Linked DNA regions of Mus musculus: region 1 is linked to region 2. Evidence: chromatin loops called from intact Hi-C (ENCODE). Cell type or tissue: gastrocnemius. All regions are shown on one strand. Each heading gives the region's core, and the rest is flanking DNA. Links, peaks and the distances in the headings are about the cores only.

Region 1 (10,422 bases), core at 1,418-9,417, 50 kb after region 2:
ATCATTGCCTTGAGCTTGATCAGACCTGGGCTTAAGTCTGAGGCCTAACACATCAGCATTACGCTTACTTCATTAACACAAAGAAATGAAGATTTCTGCTTGTAAAATCACTCTAGTGGGAGACATCTTCTGACCAGTTCTCCTCCCTGTTCTACTCCTACCCTGGCACCCCAGGACCTCATGCTTGCTAGGAAGGCCTTCTAAGGTTGAACTACATCCATAGCTCAATACTTCTTGATGAAAATACCACCAACACAGATTCAGAGTTTAATAGTGACAGCCCATGGTACCTGCAATTATAGGTATAGTTGTTTCTAGAACTGGACATACTGAACCTAAACCAAGACAGCCCTTTTCCTAACAGCGATGGAATTATTTTGCTAGTAACTCAACATTTGACTTGAACAAGTAGGTAAAAATGGAACAACCCCCCCTGAGATGTTCCATTAATAGCCATCTTTTCTGAGTGACTCTTACTTCACTGCATTCTTATTTGAAGAATTCCAAGCATTCCCTTCCAGTACTCTATCAGTAGTCTACCAGTCCATTCAGAGGTCTGTTCTCACTGAGGAAAATTGCCTTTCAACTTGCCAATTTTCAGTGTTAAGCTGTGTTTTATATCAATATTTCAAGTTTTTAGAAAGACAGAGTATTTGTAATGAACATCAATAGACTTGACTAAAAACACATGGCAGAAAAAGAAACATCATTTTATATATAGATATACTTTGTTTCCATGTGACCTCAACTTTGGCGCTGTAGGGTTTAGATTGGACTCCTGACAGTGTGTAACTACTTATAAAGTGAGCCTTCAGGCTCTGTTGGACTGTTCACTGAATACACTAATTTAATTTGTGACTTGTCTATGTATAATGCACAAAATGATGTTTATGTATGCAGACGTCTGTTTATACAAACGTATATTTCCCAAGCTGGTAAAGGAATTGGAAACAATTTTAATCACTGCAGTGACTTTGTGATGTTCTTACAATGCGTAAGCTTTAAAGTTTGGGTTCTTTAGACTGGGTTTCTGTAGCTCAAAGTGACCTGGGATTCTCTGTGTCCACACTGGTGTTCAACTCATTGTAGTCCTCTTGCTTAAGCCTCCCAAAACTGCATTACAGGTGTGAGCCCCCTCATCTGGCTTAGAGTTTGTTTTGTATTGCAAGAACAGCTAGTAGAAACCTTGTTTCTCTGTCAGGTTCATCTAGGATGTAGGTGCTTTACCGTGTTGCTTCCCTACTTTTACATGTGATGTTGTACATAGAAAATGTATGCCATGGTGAATGACAGACAGCAAGGAAACTGTTTTCCACACAATAGGGCTCGGTCTCGAATGAACTTACAGAGACTGGCAGCAAGTCTATGATCTGCAAAAGTTCAAGCCAGACAAACTCCTTGCTTGGGGAAAGGAAAATGGTGGGCAGAAAGTCCAAATCCTCAGTCAAGAAACTGTTTGTAACTAGTAGTGGCTGGAGTGGCACTGAGCGTGCTGGCCACACTCCAGGACAGGCCCCACGTCCAGGAGGAGTTGGTCAACACAAAACAGACTCCATGGTTTCTCTATTCTTATTTCCCTCCCTCCCTCCCTCCCTCCCTCCCTCCCTCCCTCCCTCCCTCCCTCCCTCCCTCCCTCCCCTCTCTCCCTCCCTCCCTCCCTCCCTCCCTCCCTCCCTCCCTCCCTCCCTCCTTCCTTCCTTCCTTCCTTCCTTCCTTCCTTCCTCCTTTCCTTTTAAGAAGAAGTTGGTTGTATGGATGTGATCTAGAGGTGGAAAACGAATACAGTCTAAATATATTGTATGAAAAATTTGAAAAACATATTAGTAACTAAATAAAATAATTTGGTCACATTAGTTTTGGACTTGGTGAGTGTGTTTGTGTGTGTTGTATATATGTATGCAGGTAAGTGCACATGTGCACTTGTGCCACAGAGCATGTGTGGAGGTCAGAGGGTACTCCCTGGAGTTCCTTCCCTTTTCTTCCCACGTGGAGTTCAGGGACTGAAGTCAGTTTGCCTGCTTGGTGACCTGTTTACCTGTGGAGCTATTTGATTCACCCAGCATTGTTAATACAATCCGCCAATGTGCAATAGGTTCTGAGGCATACATGGTAGAAATGTTCAGTGCTCAGTTCCTAATGTTTGTGAATACTTTGTGTCTGCAGAGGAAAATATCTGTGTAGGGAAAAAGAGAATATGGCAATATGACCAGTTATTCTCAAGTCTTTTAGGGGTAAATATTCATTGTTCTGTCCTTGAAAGTTAAACCCACATATGTGCATACACCTAGGATAACGGTGTGTGATTCCTTTGCTATGCAGCTGTACATGGAGGCTCTGTTAAAGCATGCTAGTTCTCTTCAGAAGGTGGATGGAGGCTCCTGCCACTTTAGACTCCTCATGAGAAAGCCACAGGACATAGTAGCATAATTAATCTGAGAATGAAATATTTTTCCAAATAACTGAAGTGTTAAGATGCATTTTAATTGTTCTATCTTAAACCATATTTTTAAAAAATTAACTTAAAAAACTTTATATTGATATGTATTGGTGTTTTGCCTACATGTAAATGCCTACATGGTATGTGCCTGGTGCTTGTTGAGGCCAGGAGGAGGCATAGGATACCTTTGAACTAGAATTACGGACAGTTGTGACTGCCATGTGGATGTTGGGAATTGAACTATGGAAGAGCAGGCAGTATTCTTAACTACCGAGCCATTTATCTAGCCCATACTTTTACCTTCAAACCTGAATATGCTGCACTTGTCTCTAAGGATGACCAAGGACACAGTTATGTGACTGTTCATTACTGTTATGTTCTGAAGTCACATGGAGGTCTAGACTATTAGCTTCAGGAACTTTGTTTTCATTTGGTCTTAACTTTCACTGCCTGTTTGAGTTCTTTTGATATTACAAATGTTTAATTTTTTGTCAGCTTTCATGTATTATTTCTAATCTGCTGTAGCTTGAAAAGCATGGTGTGTGTTGTTTTGTTTTTTTCAAGCATTAATAGAGATGTTGTTAAGGGAAAGGCTCGTGGGGAAGAGACTTCATTATGGAGCTGTGCTCACGGTCCCTTTACATGACCGAGGGTTAGGATCGGGGTTTGACAAGTTCTCAGCGACATAACTAAACATGATTTTTCTGTCATTTAGAACTTTTCTTAGAATGTCAAATAAAATTCGGTAATTTAAAGTGAAAAGGAACCTGACTTTCTTCTTTTCCTCTCCCCGCGCCCCACCCCACCCCCAGAGCTCCAGAGATTATATTGGGGTTGCCGTTTTGTGAAGCCATAGACATGTGGTCACTGGGATGCGTGATCGCAGAGTTATTCCTTGGATGGCCACTCTACCCAGGAGCCTTGGAGTATGATCAGGTAACAGAACTGAACAGTGATGGAATTGCTAGAAAGGAAGCATAATCTATAGTCTTAGAGCATTGCATGATTCTCCATACACAAAATGTGAAAATCTCCATGAATGTCAAAGCTTAAGAAATTTAAATTCACTTAACATTAGCTCTTGACTTCAAAGCTCTTTTCTAACACTCTGGTGGTAAAGCACGGCCAAGGCAACTTGTAGGAGGAGGGGTTTATCTTGAGCTTAGAGTTCCAGAAAGAGTCCATGATGGCAGGGCAGAGGCAGAGGCAGCAAGTGCTGGAGCTACAGCTGGGGTCTCAGATCTCAACCCACAAACAGGAAGCAGAGAGAGCTGTGCAAAACAGCAAGAGGCTGCTGAAGCTCCAGGTCCACCCCTGTTGACATATTCCCTCCAGCAAGGGCACATACCTTCCTATTCCCCCCAAACATTCACCTACTGAAGACCAAGTATTCCAGTGCCAGAAACTCTTAAGGGGACAGCCTATTCAAACTACCACATTTTTATAAACTAGTTACAACCTACAGACTTCAAACCAATTTTATGAAGTAGTCATCCTATATATAATATAATATTTGGATAATGTTTGTTTGTTTGAGGCAGGTTGTCAGTATGCAGCCCTGTCTTACTTAGCCTTGTGGTAACCCCCCCTCCACCCCCTCCCTCCGTCTTGGGGCTGTGGTAATGTGGTACCCTTCCCCGTGTCTTAGGGCATGTGTCACTTTGCCCAGGCCTGTTTATCATTTATTTATTTTTTGAGACAGGGTCTCTCTATATAACCCTGACTGCCCTGGGATTCACTGTCAGACCAGGTGGGGTTAATTCACAGAGATCTGCCTGCTTCTGCCCCCTCCCAAGTGCTGGGGATTACAGGCGTACACTGCTGTGCCTGGCCTTAGTTCTGGTTTTTATTGTTGATTTTTCTTTATTAAAATGGATGTGAGGGGCTGAAATGATGGCTCAGTGGTTGAGACATGTTCTGCTCTTCTAGAGTACCGAATTTTGTTCCTGGCTCCTACATCAGATGGTTCACAGCTGTCTGTAATTCCAGCCAGAGGAGCCACCATCTACTTCTGCCCTCCACTGGCACCTGTACACACATGCATAGTACACAGTCACATAAATACACATAATTTAAAATAAAACAAATGAAAAAGCATCTGAGTAGTCACTAATTTGGGTGACTTAGCTATTTCTGAGGGGATTCAGTATTATCACTAACATGAGATAATATCATCGACATCTTATCATTTACAGTGTCATTCTACAAGTGAACCTTCTCTTTTAGGTCAGGTTTCTAACTTGTCTGTTTTCCCGCTTTATGTTCTGAAGCCCTCTAAAAGTTTATGTAACAGTTTCTGTCCATCTTCTCTTCAGGTATGTTTTCAGTCAACTTTGGACTTTGATGCAGCCGTTAGACTATTGCTAGTTCTGAAGGACATGGCCATCTAAGCAGAGTCCCACAGTTCCAAGCTGCTGAAGCACCAAGCACAGTCAGCTGCTAGGAACTTAGTTTTAGCTGTGGACTAGTTTGTGCCACGTGTAATCCTGTGGAGCAGGACACCATCTAGTGGCAATTTTAAGTTGACTGGCTGGTGCACTCTGGGTTTGGACAGTGTCTTGAGCAGCTCATGTTAGTCTTATCAGAAGATTTACTCTACTCCCTTCTTTATGTGAAAGAAAGAAAATGAAATTTCCCACACCCAAATGAACAGAACTGTTAGGTTTTTTCTAAAAAACTTGTTTTTTCTAAATCCTGTAATTTTTTTTTTTTTTTTTAAAAGACTAAGCTGTAAGGAAGAACCAAACCAAATTTGGAACAGGTGTTACCTGGTTTAGATGAATAATATTTTCAAATATACATATCTGTATATGTGTATATATGTGTTCTTCTAAAGGACCAGAAGAAAGTCATTATCACAAGGCACCAATTATAGTTTTCATTCAGTTTTTTTTTTTTGTTTTTTTTTTTTTTTTTTTTTTTTTTGGTTTTTCGAGACAGGGTTTCTCTGTGTAGCCCTGGCTGTCCTGGAGCTCACTTTGTAGACCAGGCTGGCCTTGAACTCAGAAATCTGCCTGCCTCTGCCTCCTGAGTGCTGGGATTAAAGGCGTGCTCCACCACGCCTGGCAGAAGTTATTTTTTAAAATATACATATACAAATAAATCCTGTGCATCCTTACTTTGTTCTTAATCTTAGGAAGATTTCACCCTTTTGAGATAGGATTTCACACACTAGCACACAATGGTCTGGATTCACTAGGTGGCTCATGCTGTCCTCAAACTTCAATTATTAAAAACAACAACAACAACATCAAAACTTTAATACTCTTACCTCAGCCTCCTGAGTGCTGGGACTACTTAGCAAAAGTGAGCTATATTTACAAATGCTGGTGTTTAATTTTCAGAGATTCTATCGATCTTTTTAGAGTGTGTTCACCTAACTTAGGATGTAGTAGGTCTCCAGTAAATTTACTTCTACCTCTTTCCAGGAAGCAGTTGCCTCAGTACACTTAGGTACTCCAAATAAGGTACCAAGTTTCTTGTTTCTTTGAAATAGGGTCTCTCTCAGGTAGCTTAGAATGGCTTCGCTCTCTCTGAACCTGAGAATGACCTTGATTCTCCTGGTTCCATCTCAGAAGTGCTAAGATATAGTTGTGTGCCATCATGTCTAACTAAAAACTTTGTCATCTCCCTCACCCCAATGCCCAAGATTGAATTAAGTGTTCTACTATTGAATTATATACAGCCTTGGCCTTGGTGTATTGTCTTCAAAATACATTATTACTATTTTCAACCTTAAACTAACTAATACTTACTGAGTTCCTGGCCAAGAAACTACTATTATAACACTTTACATTTCTTTCATAAGATCTCTGGCATACTTACCATGTCTGTTTTCAGATGAGGTGTATAGATTATAGAGAAGTGGCTGGGAAGATGGCTCAGTGGGCTTGCAGCTCTTGGGCATGTGAGGTCTAGAGTTTGGATCCCCAGATTCCATGAAATTGGGTAGGCATACTCCAAATTCAGAAGACAGGGACAAGAGTTGTATCTGCAAACTGGATTGAGAGACCTTGACTCAGTGAATAAGTGGAGAGCAACTTTATCTTTGGTTCATTACACATCTGGAAACATACATGAACTTGACTGTCCTCATTCCATACAGGCTCCCACACTCATTTAAACAAGCATGCATGCAACACACCACTCAGAGACACATCTTAAAACATCAAACAAAAAAGTTAAACTAACACAGACAGTCTGTATTCAGAAGCCATTAAAATTAATAGTATATCGCTTACACATGTTTAATGTGCAATACTCCCAAAGCAACCTTGAGAAAGGATTTAAAAGTTAAAGGGTATAAGCAAACCTGCTCTACACTGTTGCCCCTTTCTGTACCGGCCACCTTCTGGGCTCCAGTCTCACGCTGATGGTGTCAGTCTAGCCCCTGGGGAGAAGTGCTTTTCTCAGTTTGCAGTAGTTTCTCCAGTGCCCAGTCAGCCCCGCTGTCCTGTCCTAAGATTTGGGTTCCAGGGAAGGAGCCATCCATGCTACTGCATCATTTTGTCCTGAAATGGTAGCATTCTATCTTTCAGGATTTTTATTGTGTAATTCCCACCCCACCCTAGAGGCATCTGAGGCTACTTCAGCCTTCCAAGTGCTGAGTGTAAACGACTGTGACTAGCAAAATAGTCCTTATTTTCTGTTTTGCTTTTGCTATTTATAAAGGCTTTAATAACAGAAGTCTTTTGTTTTTCTCTGTATAGTCCTGGCTATCCTGGAGCTCACTCTGTAGACCAGGCTAGACTTGAACTCAAAAAGATCTACCTGCCACTGCCTCCCAAATGCTGGGATCAAAGGCGTGTACCACCATGCCCGACAGAATGAACACAATTTAAGTAACAGGCCAGGAGCCACTGGTGTGAAAGAAAATGAAGCCAGGTGTGGTGACATACAGTTGCAGCCCTCCAGGGGGCTAAGGCGGGGTGACCTTTGCCCTTGAGGCTAGTGGGGGATGAACTACCTAGCAACACTCACCTCCAACTGTACATAAAAAGAAAGCAAGGAAAGGCCTGCTTAAAAGCAGCAAAAAGGCACGTTTTTTTTATGTTTATTTTTGAGGCTAGAAGATAATGGAATCTGAGAGGAAGGAGTTAATAGAGAAAAGAACCAGAAGGTGAAGGAACAGATGGACTGCTTAGTAAAGCAGAATCTAAGATTAAACTGGAAAGAAGGAAGGTGGAGGACTCCTTTGGGTCCTAAGTTACATTCCCCCCTTTAAAGCCCATGCCCCTTTTTATACTGACTAGTCATGGAGTGTGAGAACCACTATCTAATAATGTGTACCAGGCACTGTCATGGATGTTGGGAGTTGCATAGTGGAGTAAGAAGATGGAAAAGAAAAGTCTAGTATACCAGATGGTGAAAAGCATGATGGGGAAAACATCTAGCTGGGGGAATGGGGGTTGCTGGGAAAGACAGAGTTAACTCTTGCTTACTGGCTTGGAAGGCGTAATGAATAAGGTGATATTAGAGCCCAGAACTAAAGGAAGAGTGCCATGTGACACCTAGGACAGGTATTCCAGATGAAGTTGAGAGGCCCTGCACCTAGGGGGTTCGAGGTGTCCCTTGGGAGGATGCATCTGTAACCTTGTCACTTTGTCACTTAGGTCACCAAGGCACTGTCAGTACTTCCCCAAAATAACTCGCTATCAATTCAAATCCCTCTCTTTCCCTCCTACTAAGTTATTGTCTGGGAATAGCTCAGTGGCAGAGCACTTGCCTGCCATGTATGAGGCCATAGGTTCAAACCCCAGTATTGTTTCCCCTACCCCCAAAGGTCATGTTATCTCTTGTTAGTTCTTCTTTAGTGAATCTCTGTTCTTCCAGGCTTTGAACATGTTGGTTTCCTCTCTTGATTTATATAGAACCTTAATTGCTACATTAATAATTTACATATACTGTGCATCAAGTGTTTCTCAGGCAACGCTGACTACATTTATTTTAGACTTAAAACACTGCATATTCCTTCCTTACATGAATTCATTGAGGGCATAGATGGTATCATATAGTTGCTGATAAAATGTTCAATTAATGCCTGTCATACAAAAGAATAAATTTGTTTTAAAATTATTTTTCAGATCCGATACATTTCTCAGACTCAAGGTTTACCAGGAGAGCAATTGTTGAATGTGGGTACAAAATCCACAAGATTTTTTTGCAGAGAAACAGATATGTCTCATTCTGGTTGGAGGTTAAAGGTAATTCACTAAAAATATATTTATTAAACAGTTTTCTAAGATGCCTCTTATGGACAATGCCTTTTATACCTTAAAAAGTATTTATGGGTTGGAGAGATAGATGGCTCAGCAGTTAAGAGCACTGGCTGCTCTCCCAGAGGTCCTGAGTTCAGTTCCCAGCAACCACATGGTGGCTCACAGCCATCTGTAGTGGGGTCCGATGCCCTCTCCTGGTGTGCATGATGACAGTGCACTCATGTACATTAAATTAAAAAAAAAAAACTTTTAAAAAACAAATAATGTTTTAGATTATTTTAACTTTTATGTGTGTTTTGCTTGCATGTTTATATGTGCACCACATGTGTGCTTGGTACCCTCAGAGGCCAAAAGAAGGTGTCAGATATTCTGGAACTGGAGTTAGAGATGCTTGTTAGCTACCATGCAGATTCTGGGAAACAGAACTTTATCCTCTGTAACAGCAAGTGTTCTTGGCCACTGAACTGTCTCTCCAGCTTCACTACTTGCTTTCTTGTACCACCTAGGACTGCATGCCCAGGTGTGGTACTACACCAATGAGCTGGGCCATCAGTCATTAGACTTACAGACTTATAGACTTGCTTATAGACCATCTCATAGAGATAGTTTCTCAATTGAAGTTTCCTCTTGTAAGATGATTCTAGCATGTATGAAGTTGACAAACTAACCAGCATAACAGAGATTCACTGTGTAGCCCAGGCTGACCTCTGATTTGACTCTCCTATCTCAACCTCCTGTGTGCTGGCTGGGCTTACATGAGTGCACACTATTCCTGGCTTCATATTTATTAATTTATTTGTATTATAAAATACATTTTTGCTTGTTACTCTTTTGAAACTACTATACCTGGTATTAGGCTAAATGTGTCAGGCATGAAGGACTAGAAATAGGGATATGGTGAGTAATAATATGTTATTTTCTCTTTGTATGTAATAAGACACTGGAAGAGCATGAGGCAGAGACAGGAATGAAGTCTAAAGAGGCCAGAAAGTACATATTCAACAGTCTGGACGATATAGTGCATGTGAGTATTGAAGTCACATGTACACCTTTGTACCGAAGATGATCTTTGAGTGCCAAGGACCGAAAACACCTTGCCCATTCCTAAGTCTTACTTTTTAAGTGTTTCAAACAGAATTAACTGAATTTTTTCAAACTCTCACAGGCTAAATTATATTTGTTGCCTGTGCTGTCCTTTTCTAAAGAGGTTTTTCTTTTTCTTTTTTTCTCTTTCTTTCTTTTTTTGGTCTTCAAGAGGAAAACTAACAGGAAGACTTCTTTTCTCGCCTTGGTAGGAGTTGTTATGTGCTTATTAGTAAACATTTGGGCTGGTGAGACGGCTCCATGGGAAAGGAACATTGGCCATGTAAGCCTGGCGACCTTAGTGCTGTTCCTAGAACACATGCAAAGTGGAAGGAAAGAGGTCCACATGCTGGAATGCGCGCACACACACACACACACACACACACACACACACACACACTCACACACACACACACACACACACACACACACACACACACTCACTCACAGGCAACACACTCAACACAAGATGCTCAGAGACATATCCATTTGCATAGCTATAGGTACATACACACAGTCATACAGAGACAGACAGACAGACACACACACATATACTTAACACAGTTACACACACATACTTCAGAAGATTTGTAGATATGTGAATTTCAGTTCTTTTTGTTTCAAATGGCTGTAGTTCACTGTTTTGTTTTTTTTAAGATGTGAAATTTTAACAGGCCCTTCTTT
Region 2 (10,422 bases), core at 1,087-9,086:
GGTGTAACTCAGTGATAGAGCTCTTGCCTAGTATACACCACGCTCTAGGCTGGAGCCTTATGTACCATGTCCAGCACTACAGAAAGAAGCAAACAAGACTCATGGAAACGAAAGAAAAGCCAGGGTGAGGCAGAGGCAGAAGGATCTCTTCAAGTTTGAGACCATCCTGGTCTACATAGAGTTCTAGGTCAGCTAGGACTACAGAGGGAGAGAGAGAGAGAGAGAGAGAGAGAGAGAGAGAGAGAGAGAGAGAGAGAGCCTTGTCTCAAAAACAAAACAAAACAAAACAAAACAAAACAAAACAAAACAAAACAAAATGGTATAGAAAGACTCCAGGATGTCTGGACAGAGACCAGTAGAGAAGCTGTGGGTATGGACAGGCTTTTCATCTAGATGAGCTGATGCAGGTAGCCAATGGTTTCAATCAAAAGGAAAGGTACATTTGAGCAAAACCTATGTGAAGAACGTGCCCAGGACTCTAAGGATCCACTGCCCATGGAGACATCTTTGCCATATGATACTGCTAGTGTTTTCATTATTTTAGAGGAAGAAACGGGGGTGGGGGGTGGGAAGATGTGTGTTAATTAGAGTTTTAAGAAACTTTTGGCAGAGAGTGATATTAGGCTACATCTTTTTTTTTTTTTTTTTTTTTTCTTAAATAAAGGGGCCAGCAAGATAGTTCATCTGGTGAAGGTGGTTGCTGCTGCTGCTGAGACCTGAGTTCAATCCCTGTATCCCATGTATGGAAGTAGTAAACTGAACCCCACAAGTGCCCTCTGACCTAGCTATAGTACATATTATTGTACCAGGTTGTATATCCAAAATAATAAATACTTCATGGGTAATTTAAGGACTTTTAAAGAATGAATTTTTGTTCTATGGGAATTTCCTTCTTGTAGACTGTAATGCCTAGCCTCCATATTAAAATGAGATTATGTGGCTGGAGGGATGGTCCAGCAGTTAAGAGCATCGCTGCTCTTCCAGAGGACAATTCCCAGCACCTACATGGCAGCTCACCACTGTAACTCCAGCTCCAGGGGATCTGGGACCCTCAAACAGACAGACATCAATGCACATGATATGAAATAACTCATTTAGATGAGATTATGAATGTCCTCTTAATGTGGCACTAATTTTTTTTGCATGCGTCTGTGGTGTGGAAACAGATTGAATGCATATACTGTTTGCATGTGTGTGTGTGCACACGAGAGTAAGTATAGAGAAGCTGATATTGGGTGTCTTTTTCAACTGCTCTCTCTCACAGTTGAAACTGGGTCTCTCCCTTAAACTCCAAGCTCTCTGATTCTGGCAACAAGCTCTTTACCCTTTGAGCCATCTTGCCTGTCTTGTTTGCTTTCTTATCTTTTTAATGAAAAGAAATGTTTTTGAAAGAGAAGCAGAACGTTGGGCTGTAAAGAGTTAACTACTTGGTGAGCTTTTCAGTTATTCAAATATGGGCTGGAGCAAGCTAGCTTCTAGATGGGGTTTTCTACCCCAGCTGCCTCTCCCTGAGGCCCAGATATACAAAGTTGATCTCCAGGAAGAAGGTAGATTATTTGCACTAGGAAGTCGGGACCTCATGCCGGGAGGAGAAATAAAGCCCCCAGATAAACTTTTCCTCCTTGGTGTGTAGTTAGGGAGCTTGCTGGTTTTCTTGGCACACCTTGTTCCCCCCTCCCGTCCCACATGGTGGGGAGAAAAAAAGGACCGGAAAGAATACCTAGGAGCTGAAGGGGAGAAAATAACAACCAGCAAACTCCTCAAAGCCTAACTTCCTTGAGGAAGATAGCTGTGTGTGGGTTGGTGACTCAGGCTGTGACAGAGTTCCAAGGTTTTTCTGGAAACTGCAGTGCTTTGAATAGAAGCATTAGCATGGTGAGCTACGGCTGTTCGAGGCCATTTCTTGAAGCTGACACCTGTGTGCAGTTCAGTAGAGGTGGATACAAGGGCAGTGGATGGACTGGCTCCCTCTGGACAGAGTACCATCAGAGGTGGAGGCAGACCTTAGAGAAAGACCAAAGTCTGTGACTGCTTTGCAGGCTGGGTTTGTGAACAGCTTCTTTCTGCTTACATAGAAAAATCTATTCTTTCATTTTATAAATATTTATTGCGTTTCTATTCTAGACTGTGGGGGATCAAACAACTGACAAATGACAAAAAAAATGTTCCTTTTGGAAGAAGACAGAAAATGTACATGAGTGTATCTAAAATGGCTGGCCCTTGGGAGAGACGGAAAGATACTAAGCTATGCTGGGCCTGGTGCAGGTCTGTGATTACAGCCACTGCGATCACACTAGTTACAGGCTGCTGAGAAAGGAAGCTACAAGTTCAAGGCCTGCCTAATTTATGGAGAGAGCTCAAGGTCAGCCTGGGCAGGTTAGTAAGACCCTGTCAGAAAATAAAACATAGAAGAGGGACTGGGATATTGCTCAGTGGTAGAGTGGTGCTTTGCACTAGGTTCAGTCTCTGGGGCTGGGGGAAAGAAAAATCAAGAGTGGTGTGAAAAAGTTGAGGCCAGCCTGGTCTACAAAGTGAGTCCCAGGACAGCCAAGGCTATACTGAAAAACCCTGTCTCTCAAAAAACCAGAAAAAGAAGTGAGGGAGAACTTGGAGGGAACCTTGGAACCCGAGGAAGGGCCGACTGGAAGGACAGGACTTGGGAGATAGCGAGTTTCCAGTACTCCAATCCAGGGTAGGGTCTGGCAGCACTGGTTTAGGCCAATGTGATTTTGGCTTTTCACTCTCATAGAGATGGCTGCTATTGGAAGAAAAATTAGAATAAGGAGAAAGAAAAACAAATGGATTCCACGGAGTATTCTTTCATCCAAAGATTGTAGTGACTTCTTTGATTGCACTTTTACCTTCCCAAATAAACCCTTCTTCACTGGCTTCCTTTGCCGTGGAGTGAAGTTCTGAGCCTACCCTGCTCAATGGCTTTCTGCCTTGTCCATTGACAGTTCTCAATGAGCTCTCCTGAGTGAGCCTGGGCCTCACTAACTGGAGGAGGCAGGCTAGCCAAAGGCCTTCTTCCCATCACTGGACTTACTGGAGTTAACTTTTTGTGTGCTGACTTTAAACCCTTAATTTTAGGACTCCCTGGACCTGGAAAACTTTTTTGAGACAGGGCTCAGGTGGGCTTTGAACTCACCGTGTAGCCCAGACTGTTTTGAACTAGAGGTTTTCTTGCTTCAGGCTCCTGAGTCACAGGCCTGTGTCTCTCTGTCAGAAGTAGCCTGTATTTAAACATATTTGAAACTACGAGAGGATGATTAGTCTTTCCTCACTCCGGGAGGAAGTCAGTCTGTATTCTGAGATGGCTTGGCACTCACTATGAAGCCCATGGTCCTGGACTCTGCAAGATCGTCCTAGCTCAGGCTCTGGAGTACTAGGGACCAGGAGTGAGCCACTACACCCCATTTAGAACCATCCTTCTAAAAATATGAACTTAACAACCAAAGGCCACTTCATGGTTTTGAAAGACCATCTGTATGTTCCAGCTCAGAACGGATTTGGGGGGGGAAGAGACGAAGTGGATTAGGTTAGGACACAATAGGTTCCCTAAGGAGGGGGTCTATTTATCTAGCAAGCTTTACTGGGAAGGTTTAAGTTAGGTACTATATTTAGTCACTGGCAAGGCAAGGGTTAAAAGAAAGGTGACAGAAATCCTTCCTGGAATTCATAGGAAGGGGGTGGGGTGGAGTGAACTACTCAGCAGAAGGGGGGTGGGGAGCTCACTTCCAGCCTCTTCATAAATGTAGCAAAATGAGGAAAGTCTTCCATTAGGAGGCTAGAGATATGCTTGCAAAAGATATGCTTGCTTGTGAAAAGTAAATTCTAATGGAGAGAGTTCTCTATTAGTGTAGATTTCTATCTCTCTCTCTCTCTCTCTTTTTTTTAGCAATAATTTGTGTTTGGTTTTCAGATTATTGCCTTAAAAGAAATCCAATGTAAATGCTAAAGAATAAAGAATGGCTCCGACATTGCCCTCCTTTTGGATGTAGAGGGTAATCTCGAGCCTCTTCCGGTTCTGTCCATCTACCCGGCGCTGGCAATAGAGACTTGCATCACTGTGGCCATCTCATGCATACACCTTTTCTAAAAATCAGTCATTAGCTTTTCTACTTTAGTCTTCACTGTACTCCTATCTTGAAGAAAACACTGGTCACTGGAAAAAGGATTATCAGTGGCCTCGAGGGGATACCCTTTCCCCCTTTAAAGACATTCTACACAGTCCTAGTTTGAAAGGCAATAGGTAAAGGACTAGTATCTACCCAGCGAGTTGACCCTCCCTTTAGCCCCAGCTGCTGCAATGGAGAATATGTGTGGAGAAATAACATCGGCAAGCTCAGTCCTTCTAGTAAAGGAAGAAAGCAAAGGACATCTCCATTATAGAGACAGAGGTGCTTGCGTTGCGGAAACGTTAAATATTAGTTTAGAACCCAGACGAAACAGGTGGCAAAATAGGTTTACTGAATGATGGGTTGCTTCGAAGATAGATGCTTTCTGGAGAGATAGATGGAGGGGAGAGGGGTGGAGACTAAAGCTTTGCTCTTTAACCTTGCTCACGTCATCGAAACTTGTCTAAACCCTTGTCTTAGCATAAGAGTTTGGACTATGCATCAGTAAGATTCTTTCATCTCAAATTCCATGGTTCTATGGTTACGTGGGTGGAAATGGACCATTCTGTCGATTTCCTAGTTTCCAGGAGCGAAGAAACTAGCTTGGGTGTGGAACTAACTCGATGGAGAATTATCAACGTAGAGGTGGGCAGCTTCTCAACCACTGTGGTGGTGCACTTGGAAAACTTCCAAGAGAGTCCGTCCCTCATTCTTTGACGTGGTGTGACAAGTCTCCTGCTGTTTTGGAATGGGGGAGCGAGAAGGACCTATTTTAGGCTTAGATTATTCATTCTCTTTCTGCGTTTTTAGACTCCTAAGATGCCAAGAAACAGATTCTAAAGGGGTGGGAAGAGAATTAGGATGGGGTAACCTGGAAAGGCCTGTGGAATCCTGCTTCCGCATCTGAACCCCTTTGGGTATTAGGATTGTCCCTTAAATGTGTATTTTTGGGCCCGGAGTCAGGTTCAGAACTGCAGAGGAGGGCTGACGGAAGCCGTTCCTCTTGGAGGGGATGGCGTGAGAGCTCAGGGTTGGATCCGCGCGGGCCGCCTGGCGGGCTGCGAGCGTCAAGGGCGCGGCTGCAGGCGGACCCTGGGGAGGGGCTTCGCGGAGGCGCCGCGGCCCTACCCGAGCGGGGCCGCCCGGGCTCGGCGCTCAGAGCGGCCGAGCGGGCGGTGGCGCTGCGGAGGCGGCGGCCGAGGCCGGCGGGCGCGCGGAGGAGGGGCCCGATATCGGGGCGGCCTGCCGCAGCTGCCCGGGTGACGACTGCCGGCAGCGCGGCGCCCCGAGGAGTCCGAGCCGCAGGCCCCGGGCGACGCGGCCTCGCAAGCAGCCCTCGTCCTCGTCTCAACTCCGGGGAAATGGGCCCTCAGCACCGCGGGCCCTGCATCCCTTGTTGCCCGTAGGCCCCGGTGGCCCGCCGGCTTGTCACTGCCCCTCTCCCCAGTCGAGCGGTCCCCACCCCAGGTCCCCGGGAAGGAAGATGAGGGAGACGGGCCCGGCGATCGGCAGCCAGAGAAGCAGCAGCAGCGGTCGGGGGAGGGTGTTTCGCCGTTTCCTCTCAGCCGCCAGGACAAGATGGCAGCGGCCGCCGAGAGGGGCTGAGCCCCGGCTGGGTGGCGCCGCCTGCTGAAGCGCTTGGCTCCGGGTCCCCGCACGGCCCCCGCGACCCACCCCGGACATGCTCAGGGCTGCGGCCGCCCGAAGCGGGGAGAGCGCGGGCCTCTAGGAAGGTAAGGAAGCCAGGCAAGGGCGGGTAGCTCGGCGCCGTCGCGGGGCCTCGGGGGCCGGGGGAACCCTCGGAGCGACGGCTCTCCGTTCCCGCCCGGTTGTCCAGTGCGGCCGGCCCGGGCGGTTCCCGAAGGCCGGCGCCAAGCCAGGCCCGAGGAGGCCGTACGCGGGGACTGCGCGTGCTTTCCGCGCGCGCTTGGCGCAGCCTCCGGGAAGCCGCCCTGGCCGCGCCGGGCTGTCCGGGCCTTCCCCCAAGCCTAGGTTGCGCAACGGCTCTTCCCAGCAACCGAAGTTTTGTTTGGTCCCACGGGGGCCCCCCGTTTCGGCTCGGCGGCTCTAGGCCGTCACTACGGAGACCTCGTTCCTTTCATTGATGGGAGCGAAGACCAACGTGCACGCACGCCGCCGCCGGAGCGCCCAGCCCCGTGGCTGCGCCGCGGAGGCTTGGTGGCCCTGTCACCGGCGTCGCGGGGCGGCGGGTTTGGAGGGTGTCAACTCTGGAGACGTGCGTGCGTGTGATTGTTGGGGAGGAGAAATGTGATCCGAGGCTTCGCGTCCCCAGCGGCGGCGGGAGGAAGGCGTGGCGGCCGCGCGGCGGGGCTGTTGCCGGCTTCTCTCGTTACGGCGGCGGCGGCCCTCTTCCCTTCGCGCTGTGGGGAGACCAGCGGAAAGGACTCGGGACCAGAATGTCTGTTTTCCTGTCTGGGGGGAGACGGCTGTTGTAAAATGGTATGTGGATCTTGGGGGAAGCCTGTTGTTTCCCAGTCTTATCTGTGCTGGAGGAATTGCGCTGAAGGGTGTGTGCGTAAATTACCTTGGACCTGTTACAGAGTAGTCACAACATGTTCGGTCCTTGAACCGTGTTTTCACAACCTCTGGCTGGCCTGCTGCTGGCGAATTTGTTTTTCCACCTGTCAGTTCGCAGCTTATAAGGAGCTTCTATTAGCAGCAGCAGCAGCCGGTCCCCCCCCCCCCTCCCCGGCCCCCCTTAGGTTTCAGATTATGGCCCAGTTTACAGGGAAACTCATGGTTTTACGGGTCTACTTTGTTTTGGTTATCTCTCTGGTACACAGGGCTGGAAAAGTTAGCTGGAAAACCAGTCTTCGTTTCTATGTACCTCCGAGTTGTTTGGAGATCTGTTTTTTATTTTTCTATTTTAGGTCTCCCCCCCCCCCCCCCCCGTAAACTACAGCCTCTCAAATGGGGGTACTAAAAACAGTTTAACTTAATTTTCAGATTTTAATTGCCTGGTGTTTGAAAAATTTTTAAAGATTTTTTTCTTTCTGATCAGGTTATGAAAACATTTCTAGGTCTTTTTTGTTGTTGTTTACCGAGAAAAATACCTTAAATGTTTATCCACATTTACTATTTCAGAAACTGGGCAAGTCTCACCATATGTTTAATAAGTCTAGATTCTGCTTAGGTTTGCAAGTGCAGTGCTAATTTTATACAATGAGCAACGATAAGGTTTAAACAGGTCATGATTAAGCTTAGTATTTTAGGTAAACAAAATATGACTGACCTTTAAAAACTTGCTTTGTTGTATTAGTTCCTCTATTTTCATGACACTTAACAGTAATTGAAATTTAATCAAACAACCCAAATTCTTAATTTTTAAATTAACAAGATATTTCGTGCTATATTTGCATTCATATAAAGTACAGGGAGCTCGCATTTATGAAATTTAGTGCTTAACCTGTGTCAGTTTATTTTTCTTATTTTGATTATTTTTAATTTGTTATGGTAGGTATACCGTAGAGATATATATCAGAAATGTCTGCTTTTTCAGTGTTTGGATATTTCATTGTATTTTAGGGATAATTTATTTCTTAGGTCCTACTCTCCACCCTAGGAAATATATTTGCAAAAAGAAAAAATATTTTGGAGGATAGATAAAAATATAGCATCAGTGTTTTAAACAGGTAAGATGAGCTTGAAGTCTAGAACAGAACTGGCCATTAAATGTTTTAAATTTATATTTGGACATTGCTGACTACAGTAGCTAAACATACATATTAGGCAAGCAGATCATAACATGGTGAGACAGTCTTAGCATTTTGTCATAATGCTTTTTCCATTGAACTAGTCATTATCTTGTTTATAAACCAGCCATTGGCTTCTGGGCATGGGGTTTTTAGAGTCTCATTAAAGTAGATGGTTTCTATGAGATAATTCTTGTAAATGTGCTTGAGAAGAAGCTAAAGATTATACTCTGTTAATTTTTTGGATGATCTGTCATAGGATACCATAAAGTAGGGTTGCAAATTACAGAGGTCCGTTTCTGTAGCAAGTGCCATTTGACACATAGGTGTTTGCTTAGTGCCTGTGCTGAATGCATGCTTTCCCGTAAGTTCACAAAACAGTTGCTGTCAGGTGACCTTCCTGATTGAAGCTCTGTGTTTAAATATTTGCTGCATGAACACTGAAGGCATATGGAAAAGAGGAAGGAGAAAATGTCAACCTTACAATGTGGAATTGTTAATCAAATGTAATTCATGCACATCCACTTAAATGGAATAATTGTTTGCATCTATGTTGCAGTGACTTATTCCATTAACTTTTGAAGTTACCTTTGTTTTTTTTTTTTTTTTTTTTTTTTTTTTTTTTTTTTTTTGAGGTGAAGGAGTTAGCTTCCTAGTACAGTTCTCATTGCAACAGTTCTTCCAGTATGATAAGGTACATGAGCATTGTCCTATTGGTGGTTGATTCAGAGGCATGGAAGGAAACATTGTTTCTATTGCAACTTCAGCTGAGCTTGGATAGGAAAAGATGTCCTGACAATGCTTCAAGGATGTTCCAAAAACTGGAATTTCTCTACTTTCCACAAGTTATTAACTTGTGTCTTATATTTATTAGGGCACACAGGCTAATTTTGATACACAATTATTATTGCTGCCAAAGTAAGCATTCCCTTTGTAAAATTTGTGGGTTGCAGCTGTCCTGATTTCTTAATGTCCAGAGTTTGGGCTTAGTGTTGCATGTTTAAGTTGGAAGCTACTTCTGAAGAGGGACTTTTACTGGTGTTTGTTTAGAGGTACTGCCCCTCCTCCACTTTAACTAGGATGTAGTATTATTTCTCTGGGAAAAGAGAACGTTCTCAGAACACTTGTCAGGAGGAAGGAATGTTTGCACATGATGTAAATATACAATGAAAGGAATTATCCTAAATGTCCTTACTGGCTCGAGAGCCATCTGCTTAGAAGTTATAACCTTCCCTCGTACCTTTAAAAGGTTATAACTTGAAGAAGAGTATGTATTTGGAGCAGAAGTTTTAAATCATGGTAGGGTTTTGTTGTTGTTGTTGTTTTTAAATTCCTCTTGGTTTTTCTAGACAGGGTTTCTCTGTGTAGTTCTGGCTGTCCTGGAACTTGCTCTGTAGATCAGTCTAGCTTTGAACTTTAAGAGATCCTCCTGCTTCTGCCTCCTGAGTGTTGGGATTAAAGGCATGTGCTACCATCTGGACTTATTTAATTTTTAACAGAGTACTTTGTGGTCAACTTAAGGAAGCAGTTAATTTCTTTTGGTTGTCTTGGTCTAATTAAGAGCAGTTTGGGCAAAAGCAATATTAGAGTGCTTTTTCTGTCCAGCTCTATTGCATTTTTCTGGATGTTAGTCATTCTGTAAGACCCTAACAAACTAGACACAGTAAAGAGGTGTATATTTACATATACATACACACATTATTGTATATATGTGTTTGCCAAACATGTCACTAAACAAAGGCCACACAGTTGCTTGTATGTTGAGACACCAGGGTGGTTGCCAGAGACCTAGGAGCTACTCATGTGGGACCAGAAACATGCTGCTAGTGTCCATAATGATATTGTTAGGGTGGCTTTTGTCTTAGCAGATTTGCTTTAGGTCTCATGGGCCTTACTCTATAGCTCTGACGGGCCTTGAACTCTAATCTGCCAGCTTCTGTCTCAGTGCCAGGATTACCAGTGCTAGAAAGACCTCTTTCCAGACTCAATCTCATCAATCTCTCCACTACCACCTATCTCCCAGGTCTTTGAGACAGACTCCTGTGGTCCAGGCTGACCTCATACTTCTGCTCCCTCTATTTCCATCTCATCTCTATGCCCAGCCTAAGCATTTCGGTCTTCTCCATAAGGTCTCACTGTGTAGCACCAGCTAGCCTGGAGCTCTGTACAAAGACCAGGCTAGCCTCAAACTCAAAGATATCCACCTGCCTCCACTGGACTAAGCTTATTAATTTTTTTTTTTTGAGACAGGGTTTCTCTGTGTAGCCTTGGCTGTCCTATAACTCACACTGTAGACCAGGCTGGCCTTGAGCTTATTCATTTTTTAAATGGTAAATTTCCATATTCATTTTCCTTTGTATTTCCTTTACTGCTATCCTTAAAAAATTGTTTGTTTGTGTGTGTGTGTGCACGCGCGCGCATGTGGGCTTTCTTGCATATACATGTATGGCCATGTGTTTGGCATAGAACATGCATTTGGGACAATTTTAAGAGGTTCTACTCCTTCAATCACAAGATCCTTTGATCAATTTCGGGTTATCATGCTCCCTTCTCCCATCCTCTAATAAACCAAAAGGATTATTCTTTTTTTT

What was found. Peaks named below come from ENCODE experiments on the same cell type or tissue, not always from the same donor. Only the 100,000 strongest peaks of a DNase experiment are listed, where the experiment ranks them.
Region 1: it touches region 2 in a loop (5-fold over the local background); 18 of 42 quality-filtered maps call a loop at or near these places.

Annotation. Positions count from the first base shown.
Region 1 is chr2:104,439,463-104,449,884 of GRCm38, reverse strand. It overlaps Hipk3 (homeodomain interacting protein kinase 3), which reads left to right. Exons shown (of 16, transcript NM_010434.2): 3 at 3,250-3,373; 4 at 8,521-8,640; 5 at 9,593-9,679. Among named protein-coding and RNA genes, the nearest start is that of Mir1902, 16 kb to the right of the region's middle. In gastrocnemius, for the core only: CTCF peaks have their summits at 4,947 (motif pointing left) and 8,854 (motif pointing left); DNase peaks (open chromatin) are centred at 1,496 and 4,939; H3K27ac peaks cover 2,973 bases.
Region 2 is chr2:104,489,377-104,499,798 of GRCm38, reverse strand. It overlaps Hipk3 (homeodomain interacting protein kinase 3), which reads left to right and starts at 5,310. Exons shown (of 16, transcript NM_010434.2): 1 at 5,310-5,851. In gastrocnemius, for the core only: CTCF peaks have their summits at 5,175 and 6,421; DNase peaks (open chromatin) are centred at 4,834, 5,250, 5,664 and 6,212; H3K4me3 peaks cover 4,611 bases; H3K27ac peaks cover 4,658 bases.